Regions from separate parts of the Homo sapiens genome. Here region 1 is linked to region 2. A link is a contact called in ENCODE Hi-C or POLR2A ChIA-PET data. All regions are on one chromosome and are shown on one strand. The core of a region is the stretch at or near the end of the contact, and the rest is flanking DNA. Distances in the headings are between cores, read along the strand shown. Region 1 has its middle 100 kb from the start of TESHL. Region 2 overlaps IGFBP-AS1 (IGFBP5 antisense RNA 1).

Region 1 (4,578 bases), core at 148-2,647, 180 kb before region 2:
GCTTTAAAGTTATCTTCAAAATTCAGGGTAGATGTTTCTATGCCCTACTCAGCTGACACAGCTCAGACAGAGGTTTGATTTGATCAATCCTATTTGAAATTTGGACCTTCTCCTGTCCACCAAGAATGTAAGTTGTGTATCATCTTTCCTGGAAGTCTTTCAAAAGTGGTGAGACCTCTAGTTTCCTGGGTTATGCTGAGAGGGGGATTAAGCATCTGGACTTCTGAGAGACCTGCCTGTGTGAGGAGCCTGAAGGGAGACTGCAAGACCATCACCCTTCCCATCCGCCTAGAGCCTTTGCTAAACTGGAGAAGGGGTGTAATATTCTGAGTTTAAGAAAGCAGACTTTCTTTTTTAAAAAAAAGCCCCCACTTTTCCATGGCACAGGGTGCATTTGGGGTCTAGACCAGATTGAATATTATCCCCCAAAATCTATATCCACCTAGAACCTGTAACTGTGACCTTATGGAGAAACAGGGGTTTTATAGATGTAATCAAGTCAGGATGAGGCCATACTCTATTAAGGTGGGCGTTAAATCCAATATGGCTGGTATCCTTATAAGAGGGAACTTCAGACAGAGAGATGCAGACACACAGGAGAGACATCCATGTGAAGACAGAGGCAGAGACTGGAGTGATGCAGCTATGAGCCAAGAACACTGAGGATGCCAGCAGCCATGAGAAGCTGGAAGAGACAAGGAAGGATCCTCCCCTGGAGCCTTCAGACAGAGGATGGCTCTGGCAACACCTTTTGATTTTACAGTTCTGACCTCCAGAATTGGGAGAGCATAACTTCTGTTGTTTTAAGCCACTCGGTTTGTGGTACTTTGTTATGGCAGCCCCAGAAAACTAATACAGCTTCTGATGTCTCTGTGTGGGCTGTACTAAGACAGGGGGCATTGAGACTTGCCTGGCCGTTGTCTGTGGACAGCATCCTGGCAGCACCTAAGTCAAGATCCCTGAGGCCCACCGAGCCATCGTTCTGCTCTGGGTCGCCCCTCATGGCCTCACCCCCTACTGTCTTGCCTTTCATTAAACATGCCCTTGTGAGCAATTGCCTGATTTTATGTCTGTTGCCTTTTAGCGCTGTGTTTTATTTTGGTTTCACATAAATATAGAAGCCCATTTGGAGAGAAGCCTGCCTTGGCAAGGAGGCTTTTGGCAGTTCTGACAGCTCTGCATATCTCTCAAATGAGTTATGAGTGGATGGGGACTGGGAACTGGGGTCTGGGCCTCAGCCACCGCGCCCCTGAGCCCCCACGGTCCTCCCAAAGAAAGCGACCCAACAATTCCCCCATCTTCCTTTCTTTTCCAGGAACAGATAGCCACTTGGCCAGAGCATGACGAAGGAGAGGCTGTCATACACATCCCCCTAAGCTCCCTACTCCTCACAAAATATTTCTTAGATGGTGGTGCAGAGTGTTCAAGCTGCTGTTCTTTGTTCATCAGAAGAGTTCTGAGAAATCTGGCACAGCCTGGTTTGGGGCTACTGGTTCATGGCTAGAAGAGAGGCACATGCCAGACACGTGCTGAGAAATTTTCCCAGGAGACTTGAGAGACTACAGGTGAATGCAGGGGAGGGTCCCAGGCAGATGCCTGAACCAGCAGAGCAGGCCTGGCCCACAGAGATACTGACAGAGTCTCCAGTTCTTAGTGGAGTATTTTTAATCTCCCCACAATGGCTGCTATGCTCTCACTCTCCCAGGAACCCAGAAAATTGCTTCTTCTATAAGTAATAAATAAGGCTGGGAAATGCTGGCACTCCAGGCAAGCAGCAGGGCTGGAAAGAACCTGGGGATCCCTGAGGGCCAGTGGTCTCCAAACCAGGGCATGTGCACTTTAGGAATTGAGCAAGACAAGCCACTGGGGTGTGGGAAGGAAACATTAAAACTTCCAGCTATATTTATTTTGTTCTTAAAGGTAAAAATGAGTTTTACTAATAGTTAACACAAGGATAGAGAGTAGTAAGTCTACATGATTTATCAAAATGCTTGTATTGGGTATGAGCCTCTTAATATTAATTTTGGTTAATTTTGCATCCTAATTGTTAAAACTTGTAGAGTCCACCCTTCTAGTCCAGAGGTTTTCAAAAGGTGTGCTGGGCAGCAGAAGGGAGAGGAAGTCCTGAGTAAGTGAGTGGTCTATTTATTCCCTTCTGGGCCTTATCAGTCAATTCAGCTCTGCCTCTATATGTCCTGTATCCTGAACTTCTGCATTATGATTTGTTTGATGAAAGGGTTCTACTGTTTAAAAAGTTGAACAAAATGACTGAACTATTTCAGCTCCCTTACTTTTCAGATGGGAAAACGAAGGCCCAGAGGAAAAGGGATTGCCCCAAGTCACACAAGTCATTAGAGCCAAGACTAAGTCTACAACCACCTTTCCTGACTCCTCATTCATTGTTTTCTGACTGAATCATGTGTTCTTCACAGCATGCACCCTGTTTGAGTGTCCATACATAACCTGAATAAATCAGAGGGAAAGGGGATGGGTGAGGTGGAGTCTCTCTTCCAGCAACAATCTGGAATCCCAAAAGGGGGCCTTGGCCTCTATGACTGTTCAAATGTAATCTTGCTGCCTGCCGAAGACACCTCCTGAGAGATAAGGCAACATGGTGCCCTGTGCTCAACGCCCATGCTAACAGTCTGGACCACTCAGTCAATCCCTATGCCATTCTACATTGTTTCTCACAGGTGAGGCTGGGTCTCATGTTCCTGGATCCCTGGGATATGAGGGGACACAAATCAGTAACTCCTCAGAGGCCTTCCTCATTGATATGCTCATTTTAAACAGGGAAAATAGCCCTCGCCTTTCTGATTTTAGGCTCCAGTAGTCACATGAAGTAATTTGTTTCCTTTTACAGCCATCAAATCACATACGTTGATCCCTTCTCCCACTCTCTGGCCTGTCATGCACTTGTTGCTACCAGCCCACTGCTCTCAAGCACTTCCAAACCCTTTATGCTTCCAGGGAGTTTCGTAACAGCAAGGCTTTAGGGGGAATAAAAAGAACTGGAAAACAGGTTATCTGCCTTTAAAAAAATGTATTTTACAGATTAAAATAAAACAAACAATAGCAGCAGAAAGAGAACATGAAAAATATAACTAGCAATGTAGAGCATGATATTGCTAACGAGTGAGTGCTATAGGAGTTGAGAATTCTCTCCTTCACATCAAACTCCTCGAGCGTAGAAAATGTGTCTTAAATCTATCTACCTAGTCCTTGGCAAATAGTGGATGCTTAATAAGTATGTTCATCCAATGAGTATTAATTCAGCAAATAAATAAATGAATAAATGGGCTGTTAAACAAATGAACATATCAGTGGGAAGAGAAGGGAGCTCATCTTGAGTGATCCAGGAAACTTCATTGTACAGAAAGGCTTTAAAGTATGTCTAAGATCAGAAGAAAAGAAGAGAACATGTTTCAGGTGGTGAAAAAGAACGGAGGCAGAAGGTTATGGAACAAGAGAACTACTCTGCTATTGTTGGGTGCTAGTAGATTTGAAAGTTAAATAGTAGGGCCAGATTGGTAGTCTGAAATGAAAAACTTAGAAGCATGTTTTTTCCTGCAAATCTAAATTACCACAAGTCAGTAAACAAGAGAAACGTATAACAACAGCAGTGTTTTAGGGAAGGTGAGGGCAGTGATGTGAAGAGGGCAGTGATGTGAAGAGTGCACTAGAGAACGGAGGAAGAGATGATGCATCTTCTTCCTTATAAATCCTCTCCCTCCACTAGAGTGTTTTCTCCCTGGTCTTCAGGCTGACTCTAGTCCAAGGTCCAAGGTAAGCCAAGAAGTGCAGTGCTTAAAGCAATGTCCTCTTTCTCTACCACCTGTCCATGGACCATCTTCCTTTTCCCTGTGTTTCCTGTATGGTTCAGTATGATACAGTGGCTAGATCTTCCCACTAAAACTGATCAATTCAATTTTTAAAACAGCCAAATTAGCTAAAAATGCTAGGTTTTTTTCAACTGACTTGCCTTGCCTTCCAATCAAATCAGCTCCAACAATTGGCCGTGGCTAATGCTAGTTGGTATAAGCTGTCCCCACTGCCTCTTCTTCATTCCTTCTGCCTCCGGTGCCATTGTCCAGCTCTGCTTCCATCTTTGCTTGCTTCCCTCTGTTGCTGTACACCTCCCTATCTCCTCTCTTTTGCTCAGAATTATGCCTTGTTTTTAGAATAGGGCTGTGATATGCGTGTTGTGCAACAGCAAGGCCATGTTCCTTAATCCAGCAATCTCACATTCCTCCTGGGAGTCCTTTTGGATATGTCAAAAAATTCTGGTCCAGAAACATGAATTATAACCCCTGTTTTCTCAAGGCCTTTGAGCAATTTTAGTGGAACCCAAGAATCTTGAACATACTCCATCACTTCCAAATAATGTTCTATGAAGGCACTTATACCCACCAGAAGGAATCTCCAGCAAAGTCTATTTACTTTGGCCACTCTGCCCAATATCTTTCTTCTATTTTTGTTAAAAATGATTAATATTTCTTTCTTTTTTTATCTGATACCATGTTAAAGCAGGAGATCTGTGCCAACAACATCATTGTATCTTTGCAGCATTATTTCTGT
Region 2 (4,601 bases), core at 985-3,484:
ATTACTGCTAACTGTGGTCACTCTGCTGTGCTATCAAGCACCGCAACATATTCTTCTAGCTGTATGTTTGTACCCATTAACCACCCTCTCTTCCTCCAACTCCCCACCCTTCCCAAACTCTGGTAATTAGCATTCTACTCCCTACCTCCATGAGATCCACCTTTTAGCTCCCACATATGAGTGAGAACATGCAATATTTGTCTTTCTGTATCTAGCTTATTTCAGTTAACATAATGACCTCCAGTTCCAGCCATTTTGCTGCAAATGAGGACATTTCATTTTTATGGCTGAATAGTATTCTACATGTGTATGTGTTACATTACTTTTAATGGCAAAAATCGCAATTACTTTTGCACCAACTTTATATATATATGTGTATATATATGTGTGTGTATATATATATATAAAATACACATACAGATATATATATATATACATCTCACATTTTCTTTTCTTTTCTTTTTTTTTTTTTGAGACAGAGTCTTGCACTGTTGCCCAGTCTGGAGTGCAGTGGTGCGATCTCCGCTCACTGCAAACTCCGCCTCTTGGGTTCACACCATTCTCCTGTCTCAGCCTCACGAGTAGCTGGGACTACATGCACCCACCACCGCACCTGGCTAATTTTTTTTTTTTTTTGTATTTTTAGTAAAGACGAGGTTTCACCATGTTAGCCAAGATGGTCTTGACCTCCTGACCTCGTGATCCACCCGCCTTGGCCTCCCAAAGTGCTGGGATTACAGGCGTGAGCCACTGCACCCAGCCATGTCTCACATTTTCTTTTTCCATTCATTTGTTGATGGACACAGGTTGATTTCATATCTTGGCTATTTTGAATAGTGCTTCAGTAAACCTTGGGATGTAGGTATTCCTTTGATATACTGATTTCCTTTGGATAAATACCTAATAGTGAGACTGCTGGATCATAGAAAAAACAATTCTAAAATTTGAATATTTGTTTTTAATGATCTTACTAGTAAAGGATGCTAGCAAATCAGCAAATTCTGCTAAGGCAGTAGAAGTCTGCTCAAATAATGTTTCCATTTCCAATGACTCATTAAGTACAATAATTACAACAATTACCATCACTTCTGTTGCCTTCATGCTGTCTATTGATCCACACACTCTGCCCCCAAAACTGCACTAAGCACTTAACAAGGAATTCACATACTAATGAGTGGGGTATCTGCATGACCCCTCCACAGAGTAAGATAAATAAATTGATCTTTTCTTCCATTGGCAATGGAATAATAACAATTTTTACTTTTCTTTTTCCTTGTTGCCATCCATAGATCTATACCCATTAGAAATCACAGCGAGAAAAAGAGCGGCAGGGGAGGAGCTCAAGAAGAGACGAGAGATAGGAAAGAAGCATTATAATTTGGCAAAAATGTGAGTCAGGGAACCTCCCTTTTTCTAACCCCTGGAAGCTCTAGCTGGAGCTCATCTTGCCTCCAGATGCAGAAAGCATATTCTACGCCATAGGGTCACCGTCTACGGCCATATCACCCTGAATGCACCCAATCTCAGAAGCTAAGCAGGGCCTGACCTGGTTTATACTTGGATGGGAGCCACCACAGCATCGCTGATGGAATCTCTAGATTAAGTGGTAGCTGGGTCCAATGTGGGTTTTTGGCAAGAGGAAAATAATAGAAAAGGAAGAGAAAGAGGTGTGTGTTTCTGCTTCTGTTGAAATACTATTTGTCCTTTAAGGCTGCCTGCTCTGTGAAGTTTTCCTCAAATTCTGTCCCATCCCACTCACCCCTGTCAGACTTAACTACTCTTCCTCCATCCTGCCATAAGCATGTGTGATAAGAGAAATCAAAGAGGACTATCAGTCTTCTGTGCATAGTGAGGGTGCGTGTGTCTAAAGCAGAGTGCAGAAATGTCTGCATTTCTTTTCCCCTACTCTCATCAAGAGCTGGAGCTCTTCCCCACTGCCGGCTTTGGCCCTGTAACTTGCTGTGGCCAACAGAACATGTTACATGTATTCTAAGCCTGTCTTCTAGAGGCTTTGCAGGCTGCCCCTTGCCTCCTTGGAACCCTGCCTCTGCCACCTGAGCAAGCTCAAGTCTGCCTGGGAGAGGATGAGAGAGTATGCAGAGAAAGGCTCCAGTCATCCAGGCTATCACTGACCAGCCTGGCCCATCAGCCAGCCTACAAACACTTAAGCAAGTGCAGCCAAGAGCCACAGAGCCCAATCTGATTCAGCAGGCCTGCCCTGCTGGTTTGCAGACTCCGCAGCAGTGATGAAGGAATGTTGTCAGACATCGCTAACGCTAGGGGTAGCTCATCATGCAAAAGCTAACTGATGCAGGTTGCTGGCCCCCTCTAAAAGGGAATGCCAAGAGGGCTGTTAATCTTAGATCTCTCTATATCACTCCTCCACTAATATATTCTTGGGACATTCCTGATTCTCAACCAAAGCTCACAGACTGGAGAGGCATAGGGTGCAATGGAATGGAACTGAAATGTTGATAAAGGGCGGAGCACCCACAGAGCACGCCATGCATGCACTAATGGAACTGTCTGGCTCTTCTCCACATCCCCAGGGCATGAGCTTGGGAAAAAGGTTACCTGATCTCCAATGCCTTTGTCTATTAATTCATTCAGGGCTGGATTAATCCCTGCTCAGCTTCTCCTCCACCTCCCCACCACCCCTGTCCCCAGTCTGGCTGCTCAGATGATGTAAGCAGTAACCAATCTTGCAGTCGGGGCAGTCAGCTGGCTGGCTCACTTCCGTATCCATTAAGGGAAGGCAGACACTTTAGAAAGAACTGGAAAATATTACCAACCACCCACTCCACTCAACTCCCCACCCCTTGCCCCAGTCTCCTCTCCCCGTCACATACACCCTAACCTCAAGAGACTGGAGCTGGAAAGTACTGAAGCCAAAGAAAGAAGAAACTGGAATTGTAGCCCCACAGATCTCATGGGTTGAGACACAAGAATCCTTTGGCATGAGAACTAGTCTTGGGAGAGACGAACCAGGGCTATCTCGAGAGCCCCATCAGCTACCCTCCCCCTCATCCCAGGCATCCTCCCCTCCAGGGGCTTTTCCATTTGGTACCAATGAAATGGGTATTCAGGGGCCAGAATGTCAGCATCAATGGTGGGAAAGGAGCCACACAGAAAATGCCCATCCCTTATTAGAAGTTGCTAGACTCCCTTACAGGGGCACAGTGGGGACCCAAAGTTGATGACTTGAATAGACATGGGCAGACTGAACGTGGTCTGTTTGCTGAGTTCAGGGTTTTCAAAACCTGTCAATAGTTACACTATTTCTCTCAATATCTACTATGAAAGGAGAATTCTACCATTGAAGAGCCAGCCCTTCCTGCTTTGGAAACTTCTGCTCTTTGAAAGTGCCCAGGAAAATGCACAGTAACACCCCCAGATTGGCTCCTCAAAAGCTGTGAGGTCTTGGGCAAGCCCCTTTACCTTTCTAGGCCTCAGTTTCCCTATCTGAAATGTGCAGATAAAAATGCATCCCTACTTCACAGAGTTTTTGAGTAAAACAAAAAAAATGTCAATAAAAGCTGGTTGCACAATAGTTTGTGAAAAATATGTGCTGGACGGGATCTCTGTACTTTCCACTCAATTTTGCTGTGAACCTAAAATTGCTCCAAAAAACAGTTTACTAATTTTTTGTAAATGCTGGACAAATGAGTGTGGAATGGATAATAGATGGTTGGGCCTCTTTTTTTCAGTGCTTACAGGCTGTAGAAAGGAAGATCAACGTTGATGGTGGGACTTCTAGACTATAAAGTCTGTTAAAAAGGTGGGTTTGTTTTGTTTTGTTTTGTTTTGTTTTGTTTTGTTTTGTTTTGTTTTTTGAGACGGAGTCTCCCTCTGTCACCCAGGCCAGAGTGCAGTGGCATGATCTCAGCTCACTGCAACCTCCACCTCCTGGATTCAAGCCATTCCCCTGCCTAAGCCTCCCAAGTAGCTGGGACTACAGGTGGATGCCACCATGCCCAGCTAATTTTTGTATTTTTAATAGAGACAGGGTTTCACCATGGTGGCCAGGATGGTCTCCATCTCTTGACCTCGTGATCTGTCCACCTCGGCCTCCCAAGCAGCTGGGATTACAGGCATGAGCCACCATGCCTGGCCAAAAGGTGGGTTCTTAATCCATCAGGGTAAGGGGATGTATCTACCCTGGAAAAAATTATCGGCAGCCCCAAACTGGAGATAAATTTGCATAAGGGATGAGAGGCAGCACTTTAAAAGGAAAATGGCTCTCGTCGTTCATGTGTGTTTCTGCCCAGCTTAGGGCTAACCACTGAGAAAGGGCTATTCAAGAAAGGAAGACACTGAATGCATGTCTCTTACTCTGTCTGCCTGTCACATGTTCTTCTGCTTCTAAGAAATGCATCCCCCTTCCTCTGGGATGTCTTCCTTCCACCCCATGCCAGTTTTATTCTACTAGAAGCTTCCAGTTGTGAAAATATACCTCCCTGATCTCAGGTGGAGCACAGGACCCACGGAAAGCCAATGTTTCCCTAAGAGTTTTTAAGTTAGACCTCGGGAGGTGGGAGGCGGGAGGCGGGGGGCAGGAGGTAAGGCAGCTCCTCTTCACGGTAAAAATGGCAGGTCGTGAA

Evidence for each region. Hi-C counts contacts between places; a loop is a spot of excess contacts on that map. ChIA-PET counts read pairs that join two places held with the same protein, here RNA polymerase II (POLR2A). Pooled maps may share reads with other maps.
Region 1: a map of cardiac septum shows a loop between it and region 2 (1.8-fold over the local background). The contact joins two enhancer-like sites. A Hi-C loop is called at or near these places in 3 of 168 maps with a recorded cell type or tissue (cardiac septum, esophagus muscularis mucosa and vagina) and 3 of 50 pooled maps. POLR2A ChIA-PET finds 5 or more read pairs at or near these places in 3 of 52 experiments (A549, T-cell and activated naive CD4-positive, alpha-beta T cell).

The regions. Positions count from the first base shown.
Region 1 is chr2:216,971,475-216,976,052 of GRCh38, reverse strand. No RefSeq gene overlaps it. Among named protein-coding and RNA genes, the nearest start is that of TESHL, 100 kb to the right of the region's middle. Within about 2 kb of position 1,397, at least 7 of the 41 ENCODE cell types and tissues checked have a DNase peak (open chromatin) inside an H3K27ac peak, as active enhancers do.
Region 2 is chr2:216,790,489-216,795,089 of GRCh38, reverse strand. All of the region lies in intron 3 of IGFBP-AS1 (IGFBP5 antisense RNA 1), which reads right to left. It also overlaps the pseudogene RNA5SP120. Among named protein-coding and RNA genes, the nearest start is that of TNP1, 67 kb to the left of the region's middle. Within about 2 kb of position 2,234, at least 10 of the 41 ENCODE cell types and tissues checked have a DNase peak (open chromatin) inside an H3K27ac peak, as active enhancers do.